Regions from separate parts of the Homo sapiens genome. Here region 2 is linked to region 1. A link is a loop called in an ENCODE intact Hi-C map of the cell type or tissue named here. Cell type or tissue: HCT116. All regions are shown on one strand.

Region 1 (8,000 bases):
GTCTCAAACTCCTAGGCTCGAGCAATCCTCCTGCCTTGGCCTCCCAAAGTGCTGGGATTACAGGCATGAGCCACTGTGCCCAGCTTGTTTTTCTTACTACTGTTGCATCTAAGAAAATTCCAAACGAGCCCAGTGCGATTCTAAAATCTTGGTGACAGCAGCAGACCCTGGGGGATTCTTATTTGGCTCCATGACTGATTCTCTGTAGGGATGGTATTGATCAGATTAAAAATTGGCCGGGCATGCTTTTCTTCATTAGAAAGGTTTATGTCTTTTCCCCGACGTTAAGGTTTTAGGCACAGGGTTATATTTATTTAGCAATATTCACTATTGTCCCCTAGCAGTTGACCCATCAAGGACTGAATGAATGGGCAAGGTACCTTGGAGCCTGGCTTTATGACTAGTCAAAATTCTACATAGTTATTTCATTCCAGCCTGAGCTTGCTCTGTCCATTGCTTTGGAAACTGATGTGAATTTAGAAGAGCACAGAAACATAAGCAGAGAGCAAGATGTAGGCAAAGTTCATGGCCACTGAGGAATACAGCGCTGAAGGTCAGAATGTCAGCTCAGTCATCTGTCAAATGCCTTTCTCCTAAAGCACTTATAGTGATTGAATGAGACTTGTTAAAGCACTTTACAAATATAAGGCAGATATAAAGATAAACCTTCCCTGGGCCTCTACAGCATGTGCTTCACTATTTCCTAACACTTTGACATCAACCTGAGAGGAGGATTCAAAATGCCACGGGGCAGAAGCTGGATCAAGTCCAAGGATATGGGAGCCAATGATCAACGTAGCCATTGGCATTCATTTCCAAACTCTCCTTCTCAGGTTAGGATTCTCGTACCTTATTTTTGGGTGTCTTTGATTAGCTTGGCATAATACTGAGCACAAAACACACCTTTTTTTTTCCCTTTTGTTTTTTTTGAGACGGAGTCTCCTGGTGTTGCCGAGGCTAGAGTGCAGCGGCATGATCTCAGCTCACTGCAACCTCTGCCTCCTGGGTTCAAGTGATTCTCCTGGCTCAGCCTCCCAAGTAGCTGGGATTACAGGCGTGCGCCACCACGGCCGGCTCATTTTTGTATTTTTAGTAGAGATGGCATTTCACCATGTTGGCCAGGCTGGTCTCCAACTACTGACCTCAGGCGATCTGCCTGCCTCGGCCTCCAAAAGTGCCAGGATAACAAGCGTGAGCCACCACGCCCGGCCAAAACACACCTTCCTTTTTTTTTTTCTTTTTTTTTGAGATGTAGCTTCGCTCTTGTTGCCCAGGCTGGAGTGCAATGGCACGATCTCGGCTCACCGCAACCTCCACTTCCCAGGTTCAAGCGATTCTCCTGCCTCACCCTCCCGAGTAGCTGGGATTACAGGTGCCTGCAACCATAGCCAGCTAAGTTTTTTGTATTTTTAGTAGAGATGGGGTTTCACTATGTTGGCCAGGCTGGTCTCGAACTCCCGACCTCAGGTGATCCACCCTGCCTCGGCCTCCCAGAGTGTTGGGATTACAGGCGTGAGTCAACGTACCCAGCCAAAACACACCTTCTTAACTGAACTGGGCTTTTACATCCAAGAGGATGGGGGACGTGGGGAGCCTGTTTGTGAGGCAATTAGTGGGGGAAAAGGAAGGAGAGCGGCCACACAGGAAAGGGGCCCATGCAAGAGGAGGAGGGAGATATGAGGGAAAATAAACCTACAGCTACAGGGTTGATGGAGACCCACGTCTTTCATTAGCCACATCACAACCTTCTTCCTTGCTGACACAGCTTGACTTTGGAAGCAAGAAGACAGCATAAGACATAATGCTTTATCAGAGGCAGGAAGCGGTGACTTGAATTAAACAGGTTACTGACGTGGTTCATTGACGCATTTGGTGTACCAATCTACCTCTGAGAGAATTTCAGAAAATACACAGCTCCAAGGCTGGGTGTGGTGACTCACACCTGTAATCTCAGCACTTTGGGAGGCCGAGGTGGGCAGATCACTTGAGGTCAGGAGATCAAGACCAGCCTGGCCAACATGGTGAAACCCCATCTCTACTAAAAATACAAAAATTAGCTGGGTGTGGTGGCACACGCCTGTAGCCCCAGCTGCTCCGGAGGCTGAGGCAGGAGAATCGCTTGAACCTGGGAGGTGGTGGTTGCAGTGAGCTGAGATCATGCCACTGCATTCCTGCCTGGGCGACAGAGCAAGACTCTGTCTCAAAAATAAATAAATAAATAAAAATACAAAAATTAGCCGGGCATGGTGGCAGGCACCTGTAATCCTGCTACTCCGGAGGCTGAGGCAGGAGAATGCTTGAGCTCGGGAGGCAGAGGTGGCAGTGAGCCGAGATCACGAAACTGCACTCCAGCCTGGGTGACAGAGTGAGACTCCATCTCAAAAAAAAAAAAAAGCAAGAAAATACACAGCTCCAGTGCTTGCCTAAAAGCAAGGAGGCCCATACATTTGAAGGCCGGAAATAGGGCCACCAGAAAAAGTCAACCCCAGCCTCAGGGGGAAAAAAAGCAGCGGGCTGAAGATGTAATAGACTGAGCAGCCTCAGGAACTGTGGCTTTAAGAACTCTGATGGCATTGTGGCTTCTCTGTGCTGTCACATATCTTTTCCACTGGTGCTCAGAATGGTTTTCCTCAAGTCGCTGGCAATCAAATCTTGAAAATGATGCACCCTCGGCTGGGCGTGGTGGCTCACGCCTGTAATCCCAGCACTTTGGGAGGCTGAGGCGGGCGGATCACAAGGTCAGGAGATCGAGACCATCCTGGCTAACATGGTGAAACCCCGTCTCTACTAAAAGTACAAAAAATTAGCCAGGCGTGGTGGCAGGCGCCTGTAGTCCCAGCTACTTGGGAGGCTGAGGCGAGAGAATGGCGTGAACACAGGAGGCGGAGCTTGCAGTGAGCCAAGATCGCGCCACTGCACTCCAGCCTGGGCAACAAGAGTGACACTCTGTCTCACAGAGCAAGGCTCCGCCTTAAAAAAAAAAAGAAAAAAAAGAAAATGATGCACCTTCAAGGGCACATACGAAGTGGGGAGCTGGGAGACACCATCACATTCTGTAGCGAGGCTCAGGGAGAATCATTCCAAGGAACAGAGACAATAATAGGAACTACTGGTGAGAAAACAGAAAGCAGGCCATGGCTCTGGAGTCTGTGGCAGGAAACAGGAGAGGTATAGGTTTAGGTCTCAGAAAGGGTCCTGAAGGGCTGAATGAAAAAATGTCAAAGATAGGCTCAAAACATCAGGTTTATGCGTAAGTACTTATTCCTAAAATGCTACTGGTGCATGCAAACCTGCACTGGCCTAAAAATGACTTTTCTTTTTTCTTTTTAGTTTTTAGAGACAGAGTCTTGCTCAGTTGCCCAAGCTGGAGTAAGGTGATTGTAACTCACTGCAGCCTTGGGCTCCTGGTTCAAGCAGTTCTCCCACCTTAGCCTCTCCAGTAGCTGGGACTATAGATGTGAGCCACTGCACTTGACTAATTAAAAAAATTTTTTTTTTGTAGAGACAGGGTCTTGCTCTGCCATACAGGCTGGTCTGGAAATCCTAACCTCAAGCAATCCTCCTGCCTTGGCCTCCCAAAATGCTGGGATTACAGCATGAACCACCTCATCTGGCCTAAAAATCACTTTTCTAAGCAACTTTTAGATAACAGTACTTTACAACATAGCCTGGATCCAGTGTTGACAGTGACAATCTCAAAAGCCCCCTAGGTGGAGCTGTTGTCCATTGGTGAAGATTCGAGGCTCGTCAACAATCCTTTCCAGGATTAATCCTACTTAGCCACAGAGTCATTTCAGCAGTGGTAAAGCCCAAGGCCTCCAAGCCTGGGGCTCTACCTTACAGAAAAAAAAAAAAAAAAAAAAAAAAAAGAAAGAAAGAAAAAGAAAAAAGGAAGTCATTTTCCAAGTTCTGTGGGAAAAAGAGGTGAACTAAGTCCAGTCTGTGTCTTAAAAAGCTCACAAACGAGCAGGAAAGATAGTGTGTGCTCCTCACATCTCCATATGCACCCTCTGGCCTGCCCCAGAAGGCATCCCACAGCAGGGACAAGGTTGGTTCCGCAGCTTTACTCTTACTACAAGGTCTTTATAAAACTGCGAACAGCACCACTTACCTCAGGATGAAACCCTTTACCCAGTGTTCAGCAGATGAGCTCCCCACTAAATCTTAGGCATCATTACCACGGTTATTTGATTAGCTGTACACACAGCAGTACTCAGTGTGATGACCATGAGCACCGTGTGGGCAGGATATGAACAGACAGCGGGTGTGGTCCATAAGCTGCTAACTGAACTGGATAGGTGGAGTGAGAATAGGGGAGGGGAGGTCAGCTCCATGAGGGGATGAGGTTCGGAGGGCAGATCTGAGTCAGGAGGAATGCTGACAGACCAGATACCTAGTGATCAGAGTAGGCTCAGGTGAAGGCTGGGTGTGTGAAGCACCATAGACACAGGGGTGCTGTTTGGGGTCCTCCTGCCTGTCTGTGGCCCAGCACTAACCCACATCCCCAAGCCTCTGCTGGTTAAAAGGCCTTTACCTTATGACTAAGAGCTCTGGCTCTTGAGGGGGAGGGAGAGCCTTCTTAACTGCTCAGGCAGAAGGTCACAGGAGACCCACGAGGCCTACTGCCAAGCACTGGAAATAGGTGGGGGTATAATCCATGGTCCCAACCATAAAAGTGCATACAATGATAGTTCCCAATGGACTAAGGAGGATAGAGAATTCCAGTAAGTGAAATTTGGGTAGGCTCTTAAATAACTGAAGTATGAAAAGGAAGGTCAAGAAATTCAAAGAGGGCTGGGAGCAGTGGCTTATGCCTGTAATCCAAGCACTTTGGGAGACCAAGGTGGGCAGAGTTTGAGACCAGCCTGGGCAACATGGCAAAACCACATCTCTACCAAAAAAATTACAAAAATTAGCCAGGTGTGGTGGCACGTGCCTGTAGTTCCAGCTACTCGGGAGGCTGAGGTGGGAGGATTGCTGGAACATGGGAGGCAGAGGTTGCAGTGAGGCGAGATCATACCACTGCACTCCAGCCTGGGTGACAGAGCAAGATCCTGTCTTGAAAAAAAAAAAGAAAAGAAAAGAAATTCAGAGAGCAAAGTACCTAAACAAAGATGGAGATGGCTATGGAACAGTAGAGGAGCACTGCACAAATCAGTTTGGTGAGAAATCAGCTAAATTAGTGGCTGGTGAGATCGGAGGGGGAGGAACAGAAGATGTACATGTCAAGCCAAGGGAAAGGGCAGGCTGGACTATGTAAATCATGTTCTGAAAAAATTCATCTCAAAGAAGTGGGCACTGCTACAAACTGATTTCAAGAAATGTAAGTGCTGCAGAATAACCTTTCCAGCTCACTCCCTTCATAAACCTATATATGGTCCCAAGAACTCAGCAAACTGGCAGAAGATTCCAGAAATGAAATAGTCATGTTCTCCACCAGGCCCACCACATCACCTCACCGTTCTCGAAGGAATGTGCAGCAGGCGTCTTTGATGCTCTGCAGCTGCAGGAAGCTCGCCCCCATCAGCAATGACTGGACATTTTGCTGGTCAATGGCAAGGTTGCCGTTGTAGGCAAAGTTGATCAGAGCCTCCAGGGCACTAGAGGAAAGAGGGAAAGCTGTGAGGTGCTTTCAGAGACGAGTCTTGGCCCACGGGAGACTCAGGCCCTAACTGAACTGACATTACTTAGCCCAGGCCCTTTGAGAATCTATCTAATGGAGTAACTACTTCACCACAGCCTAAAACTCATTCTACCAAGTTGTCTTCATTGCCCTACAGAAAATTCTAAAAAAGAGAACACAATCACCTACAATTTCACTACTGAAAAAGTCAACAGCGGTCATTTTTCTACATTCATTTTTAGTCCTTGATCGCCAACATGCATGAATTATATGGATATAATCATAAAATACTTATCAAGCCTTTCCCATGTTGGTACACTGTCTTCATGTTTATTGTTTTTAGTGGCTGCTATATAATATTTCAACATGCAAATATGCTATCATTTATTTCCTTTATTGGTAAGCATAATAGCCATTACCATCTTATTGCTGTTAGAACGTTTTTGAATTATTTCTTTGGGGTAAATTTCTAGAATGAGATTTCTGACATTTTTTCTGCTTTCAATTCACACTGAAAATGAAATCCAAATTCCAGCTATAAGGCTGTATGTGCTCTGGTCCCTCTCCATCTATCTATCCTCCTCACCTCCACTTTCTCCCTTTCTTACTTGATTCCAACATTCTGGACATATTCTTACCTCAGGGCCTTTGCAATGACTGCTCCCTGTTTGGAGGGCTCTTCCCCCAGATGGCTCATTCCCTCACTTCAATTAAGATGTCTCAGCTCAAATGCCACCCCATGACAGGTGCCTTCCCTGATCACCTGAAAATAGCACAGACTCCACCATCCTTCACTAGCCTTTACTCTGCTTTACTTTTCTCATATCACTTTCACTCTTAGCCATACCATGCATGTATTTGGTGACTGCCAAATCACTACTAGAAAGCTGGCAGAAGCCGGGCGCAGTGGCTCACGCCTGTAATCCCAGCACTTTAAGAGGCCGAGGCGGGCGGATCACCTGAGGTCAGGAGCTCGAGACCAGCCTAACCAACATGGCAAAACCCTGTGTCTACTAAAAATACAAAAATTAGCCGGGCGTGGTGGCATGAGCCTGTAGTCCCAGCTACTTGAGAGGCTGAGGGAGAAGAATCGCTTGAATCCAAGAGGCGGAGGTTGTTGCAGTGAACAGAGATCATGTCATTGCATTCTAGCCTGGGCGACAGAGTGAGATTCCATCTCAAAAAAAAAAAAACAAAACAAAACAAAACAAAAAAAAAAAACGGCAGGTGCCTGTAATCCTAGCTACTCATGGGAGGCTGAGGCAGTAGAACTGCTTGAACCTGGGAGGTGGAGGTTGCAGTGAGCCCAGATCACACCACTGCACTCCAGCCTGGGTGCCAAGAGTGAGACTCCATTGCCTCCCCCTCCACTCCCCCCAAAAAAAAGGTTGGCAGAATGAGAAGAGGTGCTGTTTTCTCACTGCTATACCTCAGATATTTGATAGAGCTGTGCTCATCATGGATGTTCAGGCAATCTCTGTTAAATGAAGCCCCTGGACTATTCATGGGACGAGCATGCCTCCTTCAGACACACACCTCAGAGAATAGGAGGGCACAACTGCCCTTGGACACCTTACTTCTACGTCTTTCCTCATAAGTAACTGGCCTAAGATTTCTTTCTTTCTTTTTCAAGAGTCAAGGTCTCACTCTGTTGCCCAGGCTGGAGTGTAGTGGTGTGATCACAGCTCGCGGCAGCCTTGACTTCCTCGGCTCACCTCCTACCTCAGCTTTCTAAGTAGCTGAGACTACAGGTGTGCACCACCATGCCCAGCTAATTAAAAACAATTTTTTTTTATAAAGATGTGGTTTATGTTGTCCAGGCTGGTCTTGAACTCCTAGCCTCAAGCAATCCTCCCGCCTTGACCTCCCAAATTGTTTGGATTTCAGGTGTGAGCCACCTTGCCTGGCCTGACCTGAGATTTCTACCTTGCCATGGGTATATAAATCCTCTTCCGGTATTGGGGCACTTTGATCATCTAGAGGGTAACACACAGTCTCCTAGCTCTTTTCCCCCTAGTTGTCACCACTGTCAGATTAAGAGGTTGGGCAATAACTGACTACCAGCTAAGGGGATAACCTTGGGCTTGATCTCCTTGAGCTTCAATTTTCTGAACCATGAAATAACCATAAGATCTGCCACCTTCTAAACCTGTGTTGTCTAATATAGTAGCCATTAGCCACATGTGACTATTTAACTTTAAAATTAAATTGATTAAAATTAAACAAAATTTAAAATTCAGTTCTTCAGTCCCACTAGTCGTATTTCGAGTGCTCAATAGCCATCTGTGTCTAGTGGCTACCATTTTGGGCAATACAAATAGAAAGAACATTTGCATCACTGCAGAAACCTCCAGTGGACAACACTGTTCTAGACTGA
Region 2 (8,000 bases), 280 kb after region 1:
TCGGGTTGCAGGTGTGAGCCACCGTGCCCCGGCCTAAAAAATTTTTATACTGTATTTTTACTGTAACTTTTCCATGTTTAGATACACAGATACTGTTAAGTTATAGTTGCTTACAAGTCTTTATTACAGAAACATGCTGTACAGGTTTGTAGCCTAGGAACAACAGACTATACCATATAGCCTAGGTATCTAATAGATTTGTGAAGTACACTGTATGATGTGTAAGTACCTCATACACTTAGTAGGTTTGTGAAAGTACATTATATGATGTTACCACAACAATGAAATCTCCTAACAATGCATTTCTCAGAATGTACCCCCCTTGTTAAGCAATACATGACTGTACATTTTCCTCTCAGGCTTTGTGATACTATTCTGATGGTAATTCTGCCTTAACAATTAATGTTTTTCAGTCTGGTTTATTATCCAAGTAGATTAAGCTGATCCAGAATACCAAATTAAGTGTTCTTTTCCTTTTTCCTGTGTCCTGTCAGTAATTATTCATTCAGAAACCTGCTAGATAGCTGCATTGCCTATTCAGACTACTTGAGTTTTTACTGGTGTCATTTGGAATTATATTTTGTATTTTGAGTACTTAGCATTTGATGTTTCTGTAATCATTTTACCTGCTAGAATCTCAGTCCATAGGAGCAAAATCTCTCCTTAAGCACAGGATACATGTCTATTCAATTCCTTAACAGTCACCACCTCTTAGGACAGCAAGGCTATTTTTCAGTCTTCTTATCACCTCTTCTTATTTAAGCAGATTTTCTATGCTTGAGAAATAATTACAGAGTAGGTTTAAGCCCTAGCATAGTACTTATTTCTTATGAAACTCCAGGCATGGGCAGTACCTGGTTTTGATGGTGGTCAGCACTAAATGAGATGATGTATGTTAAGGGGCTTCTTGCATCATAGAACACTGTATAAATTGGTGTGTTGTGAGAATTTCAGATGCATTGATTCTGCTTTCTGCCAAGGGGTTTTATCATAGAAGACTACAAAAAGCTAAAACAAAAGGTAGCTTAAAATTTGATCATCTTATTTACTATGATTCACACCCTTTGACCTTTTCTGATCCAAACAACCTGTTTGTTATTACAAGTTGGTAGCAAAAGCCTTCCTGAAAAGAGCAGCGTGGCATTGTTTCTTGGATATCCCAGGAGCAGCACTTCATTGGTTTTTGCTTATAGAAACTGTCCACCTGTTTAATTTTCAATGTCATTCCAATGTCATTGAAAGCTAAACAGTTGGAGAATTTCTATGACCAAAAAAAAAAAAGCTTTTATTTTCTTATGATAAAGTAAAATCAAAGTAAGTAAATGAATAGGGAATTAGTAAAAAAAGAAACTTTGGGGTTTGAAACAAAAAATTGTTTTGCACATTTATGTCCAAATATATAAACAAAAAATTTTAAAATGTTATGGGTATATCTTTAAGATTGTGCCAACTTGGAAGTCAGTCTGTTTATTAAAGTGACAAAAGCTTAAATTATTGATTTCTTCATTTTATCTTTTAGAGTTATGCCCAGCCAAGTCTTCAGTATATCCAGGGGCAACAGATTTTCACAGCTCATCCACAAGGAGTGGTGGTACAGCCAGCCGCAGCAGTGACTACAATAGTTGCACCAGGGCAGCCTCAGCCCTTGCAGCCAGTAAGAAATGTTTCAGTTGTTAAAACTCATTGGCTGTCTACTTTGTCTTTGGAAGGTTTTCTTTTTGGTTTGGATTTGTTTTGGGTTTTATTTTTGGGTTTTTTTTTCACGTGTTCTTTGTTTTATTTTATTTTATTTTATTTTTTTTTTGAGACAGAGTCTCGCTCTGTCACCCAGGCTGGAGTGCAGCGGCACAATCTTGGCTCACTGCAACCTCCACCTCCTGGTTTAAAGCGATTCTCCTGCCTCAGCCACCTGAGTAGCTGGGATTACAGGTGTGTGCCACCACGCCTGGCTAATTTTGTATTTTTAGTAGAGACGGAGTTTCCCCATGTTGACCAGGCTCGTCTTGACCTCATGACCTCAGGTGATCCACCCGCCTCAGCCTCCCAAAGTGCTGGGATTATTTATAGGCATGAGCCACCACGCCCGGCCCGTTTTTAAATTTGTGTAGCCACCAAATTCACCTGAGCCACCCTGAGGGCGTGAACTCAACCATTTTGTAAAAAAAAAATTTTTTTAATTCTGTGGAATTTATAGTTCCGTTAATACATATTTTGCTCCGCACCTGTAGTCCCAGCTACTCAGGAGGCTGAGACAGGAGAATGGCGTGAACCTGGGAGGCGGAGCTTGCAGTGAGCTAAGATCGCGCCACTGCACTCCAGCCCAGGTGACAGAGCAAGACTCCATCTCAAAAAAAAAAAAAATGCTCCTAGGATCCTTTTTATTTGTTGTTTACCCTGACCTTGTATTTTTATATTTTACTATGAATTTTTGAAGTAATAATTTTTTTTTTTTTTTAACTCTGTCACCTAGGCTGGAGTGCAGTGACACGATCTTGGCTCACTGCAACCTCCACTTCCTGGGTTCGAGTGATTCTCCTGTCTCAGCCTCCTGAGTAGCTGGGACTACAGGTGTGCATCACTGCACCCAGCTAATTTTTGTATTTTTTTTTTTTTTTTTTTTTAAGAGATGGAGTCTTGCTCTGTCGCCCAGGCTGGAGTGCAGTGGCATGATCTCGGCTCACTGCAAGCTCCGCCTCCTGGGTTCTCACCATTCTCCGGCCTCAGCCTCCTGAGTAGCTGGGACTACAGGCGCCCGCCACCACGCCTGGCTAATTTTTGTATTTTTAGTAGAGACGGGGTTTCGCTGTGTTAGCCACGATGGTCTCAATCTCCTGACCTCGTGATCTACCCGCCTTGGCCTCCCAAAGTTCTGGGATTACAGGGATGAGCCACTGTGCCCAACCTTAATTTTTGTATTTTTAGATACGGGGTTTCACCATGTTGGCCAGGCTGGTCTTGAACTCCTGACCTCATGATCCGCCCGCTTCAGCCTCCCAAAGTGTTGGGATTACAGGCGTGAGCCACCACACCTGGCCGAAGTAACAATTTCCTAGACCAGCTATCTATCAGTATTTACCGCGTACAGGTTGAGTATCCCTTATCTGAGCTTCACGGGACCAGAAGTATTTCACATTTCAGAATTTTATGGATTCTGGAATATCTGCACTATAATTACCACTTGAGCATCTCTAATTTGAAAATGTATAGCTTGAAATATTCCAATAAGCATTTCCTTTGAACATGGCCTTTGAGTGTCATGTCAGCACTCAAAATGTTTTGTATTTTTGTATTAGGGCTGCTTAACCTGTACTAGAATATGATACTGTACTAGTCACCATGGACTAGGCATGTAGAATTGTGTGATATACTTCACTATACATGTTGTACAATGTTTAAAAAAAGTTTTTTATATGATGTTTAATATTAAGATAAGCTTTTGGTATTCTGCAACATATGTAGGAGGATATGGTGAAATCTCAAAGTGTTGTTGTTTTTGGATAAAGTGGAAAATAAGAGGTTGGCATGGGAAACAACTGAAAAAACTAAACAGAATAGCATGGTCAAATCAGCACTTTAGAACACCTACAGTTCTGGAGAAAGCTCTTGCAGCAATCCAGCAATTGATGATGACTTTAGACAGGACAGTTAGTGAAGATGGACTAAAAATACTATATGTGAAATAACAGGATAATAAGATAATGTGTACTTAGAGCAGATGTTTGAGTGCTTGTTACGAGTTGAGCCCTTCTAGGCCTTTTTTTTTTTTTTTTTTTTTTTTTTTTTTTTTTTTTTTTTTGAGATGAAGTCTTGCTTTGTTGCCCAGCCTGGAGTACAGTGGTTTGATCTCGCGGCTCACTGCAACCTCCGCCTCCCAGGTTCAAGCAGTTCTCCTGCCTCAGCCTCCTGAGTAGCTGGGATTACAAGTGCACACCACCACACCTGGCTAATACTTTTGTATTTTTAGTAGAGACAGGGTTTCACTATGTTGGCCAGGCTGGTCTCAAACTCCTGACCTCGTGATCCACCTGCCTCGGCCTTCCAAAGTGCTGGGATTACAGGCATGAGCCACTGTGCTTGGCCGACTAGGCATTTTTAATACAAACATAAATAAGTTTCCATTTGTATTCTTAAAAGCTGATCTTTCAAATAAGAGAGATGATGATCACAAGAGAAAGATGGTGACTACACTAAAAATAAAGTTTTGTGTTGGGAATAAGTACTGAATGGTTTGGAATATATATTTTTTCTTTTTTGCCTTAAACTATTAAGAGATAAATGGTTTGGAATATTAAGGGACACAGAAGCTTGGGGAAAAGAGGTCACTTTATAAGCTAAAGGATAGGGTAATGGAGGAATTGAAACTTAAGCTGGGCCAGAAAACCCCAGCTGGGTGAAATAAGAGATAAAAAAGAGTATACACAAAGCAAGAATGCTCAAAGACCCGTGTTTGCTTAAAAGTGAACACATTTTATCTGAGCCTGGGGTCTTCAGGTTCCTCTTTAACTGTGCAAGCAAAGGTAAAGGTAAAAAATGTATTCTTCATTAATAGGCTTGAAAGAAGGAACAAGTATATATCCTTGTGGTGATTACTAGTCTGCTAGGGCTGCGGTAACAAAATACCACAGACTGAGTGGATTAAATAACAGAAATTTTCTCACAGTTCTTGAGGCTGGAAGTCCAAGATCAAGGTGTCAGCAGTGTTGGTTTCTCCTGAGGCCTCTCTCCTTGGCTTGCAAATGGCTGCCTTCTTGCTGTATATACCTTTTCTCTGTGAGTGTCCTCTGGTGTCAGTTCTCTTTTAATAAGGACACCATCCTATTAGATAAAAAGTCCTCACTCTTTTGACTTCATTAATCTTAATTAGCTCTTTACAGGCCCTGTGTCCCAGTAACAGTCACAGCAGGATTAGAGCTTCAACATACATGTTTTGGGGAAACAAAAATCAGTCCATAAGTGATTATGAGGTTTTTATGTTTTTCAGAATGTGGCACTAATATTTTATAGTTTTGAGGTTTCAAGTACGGAAAAAATATAATGGATAATGTTAACATTCTGTCATATTTGCTTCTCAGGGGGTTTTTTGGTTTTTCTTTTTTTTTTTTTTTAAAGATAAAGATATTTCTGTATCCCATTTAGTTAATTGGTATCCTGCAGTTGATATGCCTTAGAATTGGTGTTTTAAAGTTGAAAAATGCTGCTCTATATGATAAACTATATGGTATCTTGGATGGTAAACTTAGAGCCAACTGTCAATTTTCTGATAGCTCTGTAAACCTCTTTATATATACTGTCCCTTATTTCCCAGACTGTACCTTTCCTTTATCCTTTTTTTAAGAGGAGGTAGATGTACATTTTTACATATTTAAGTGGGCTATTTTGTCCTATTCAGCCAGATTAAGAGAGAGATCACTGATCAAAAATGTGTGTGTTTTCTTTGTAGTCTGAAATGGTTGTGACAAATAATCTCTTGGATCTGCCGCCCCCCTCTCCTCCCAAACCAAAAACCATTGTCTTACCTCCCAACTGGAAGACAGCTCGAGATCCAGAAGGGAAGATTTATTACTACCATGTGATCACAAGGTAAGAGGAGCTGTATGGGCGTTCCCATGTCTGCTTTTACTTAATCAAAGAAGTTGCCACTATAAGGGGAGTTTTACAGTTGTAAACTTCTTGTCATTAGCTTTTCACTGTGCTTGAAGGCTGCTGGATTTCCAGAATCACATCTTAAGTGTATTTTAGACGTTAGACTTTGGTTCTTTTTGTATTTGTTTTGGTGTATTTTTATTTTATTTATTTTGTCACCCAGGCTGGAGTACAGTGGTGTGATCTCAACTCACTGCAACCTTCTGCTCCCATGTTCAAGTGATTCTCGTGCCTCAGCCTCCCCAGTAGCTGGGATTACAGGCATGTACCACAATGCCTGGCTAATTTTTGTGTTTTTAGTGGAGACGGGGTTTCACCATGTATGTTGGTCAGGCTGGTCTCGAACTCCTGACCTCAGGTGATCTGCCCTGCCCGCCTTGGCCTCCCAAAGTGCTGGGATTGAGCCCCTGCACCTGGCAGTTTTGGTGTATTTCTAATCTGCAAGACTCTTGGAGAAAGCTGAGGAGATTTTTTAAATGCTCCTTCATCTAATATTGTATAAGTATCAGGGGTCATAGACAGATCTTTTCTGTAAAAGGCCAGAAAATAAACATTTTAGGTTTTGCCAGCCAAGCAGTCTATATCATAGCTACTCAACTCTGCTGTTCAATTTTTTTTACGGACAGCGCTTTTCTATTTCCAAATTAAATAGCTAGATTGTTTATCCTTGACACACATTATTTATGCTTACTGTAGAAAGCAAATATAGTAGAAAAGTACTAAAAAAGGAAGTATAATTCCTGGAACTGCCACTACTCAGAGATAACTCATTTAATGTTTTTAAAAAATACCGTTTAGACAGATAGCTTTATGTGGGTATATGTACTTTGTGTGTGTGTGTCTCTGTGTGTGTGTGTGTGTATATATACACCCATCTATATAATCTTACGTAAATTGTTAAGATAGATGTTTTTGTAGTCTGCTTTATTTACTAATCTATTTCATAGAGCTTTATCAATTAACATAGAACTATGGAATTTTTTCTTTAAAATTTTTTTTTTCTTTTTTTTGTAGAGACAGAGTCTTTCTTTGTTGCCCAGACTGATCTGCACGAACTCCTGGCTTCAAGCGATCCTCCCACCTAAGCCTCCCAAAATGCTGGGATGACAGGCGTGAGGCACCACACCCAGCTACAACTGTTAGTTTTAGTAATTGTTTATACTTTGCTGCAGGGCTGGCAAACTATGCCCACAGGCCACTTGTTTTGGCAAATAAAGTTTTATTGGAGCACAACCATGCACATTTGCTTACAAATTGTCTATGGTTGCTTTCACACTACAATGACAGAGTAGTTGTGATAGAAACCATTTGGCCCACAGGTCAAAATATTTATCATCTAATCATTTACAGAGAAAGTTTGCCAACCCCTGCTCTATTGTATAGCTATATCAAATTGTATTTAACTCACTCTCATTGATAGGTCTTCACTATTTTATATCTAACTATAACCTTGGGCATCCTTAGGGACACTAATCTTACTACTTCTTCGAGAGGGTACTTAGAAGTGGAATTGTTGGGCAAAACAGGTACACATTTTAAATTGAGAAATATTGTCAGCTTACCATTAAACAATAGTTTGTATCAATTTGGACTCTCACAAAAAGAAGTATGTATAAGTTCCTTTTAGCCATGTACAGCAGCTCATGCCTATAATCCTAATGCTTTGGGAGGCTGGGGCAGGAGGATCGCTTGAGGCCAGGAGTTTGAGACCAGCTTGGGCACCATAGTGAAACCCCATCTCTACAAAAAATACAAAATTAGCTTGGCATGGTGGTGTGCACCTGTAGTCACAACTAGTTGGGAGGCTGAGGCGAGAGGATCACTTGAGACAGGAGGTCAGATCTGTAGTGAGCCATGATTGCGCCACTGCATTCCGGCCTGGGTGACAGAGCAAGACCTTGTCTCCAAAAAAAAAAAAAAAAAAAAAATCCTTTTCCCTCATGTCATCTATTTTAACCTTGCAAGTCTAACAGGTGGGAAATATTTTTATTTTCAGTTATTTTACTATTGAGATGGGATGTCTTCATTCGATTGTTGGTCATTTGTATCTTTTGTGAGTTACTTGTGTGGGCCATCTACCCATTTTCTGTCCAGTGTTAGATTTCTTTATCAAGAGTTTTGTTTCTGATATCTTGTGACATAAAGAAGCTTAAAATTTTCATATATTTTCCCTTTCTGCTTAGAAGGGCCTTCCTTACTCGCATTAAAATGCTTCTATAGGCTGGGTGCAGTGGCTCACACCTGTAATCCCAGCACTTTGGGAGGCCAAGATGGGCAGATCACCTGATTTCAGGAGTTCAAGACCAGCCTGGCCAACATGATGAAACCCCGTCTCTACTCCAGATACAAAAATTAGT

The links. A loop is a pair of places that touch in the nucleus more often than their neighbours do. Peaks named below come from ENCODE experiments on the same cell type or tissue, not always from the same donor. Only the 100,000 strongest peaks of a DNase experiment are listed, where the experiment ranks them.
Region 2: it touches region 1 in a loop (2.0-fold over the local background); 4 of 110 quality-filtered maps call a loop at or near these places.

What each region holds. Positions count from the first base shown.
Region 1 is chr3:47,320,168-47,328,167 of GRCh38, reverse strand. KLHL18 (kelch like family member 18) reads right to left here. Exons shown (of 10, transcript NM_025010.5): 3 at 5,460-5,600. Among named protein-coding and RNA genes, the nearest start is that of KLHL18, 41 kb to the right of the region's middle. RefSeq lists a silencer at 4,155-4,449. In HCT116, a CTCF peak has its summit at 3,709 (motif pointing right); DNase peaks (open chromatin) are centred at 3,727 and 4,307; H3K27ac peaks cover 1,174 bases.
Region 2 is chr3:47,040,141-47,048,140 of GRCh38, reverse strand. SETD2 (SET domain containing 2, histone lysine methyltransferase) reads left to right here. Exons shown (of 21, transcript NM_014159.7): 16 at 1,520-1,654; 17 at 5,441-5,580. Among named protein-coding and RNA genes, the nearest start is that of NBEAL2, 64 kb to the right of the region's middle. RefSeq lists a silencer at 6,593-6,802. In HCT116, no CTCF peak of the experiment used is centred here; no DNase peak of the experiment used is centred here.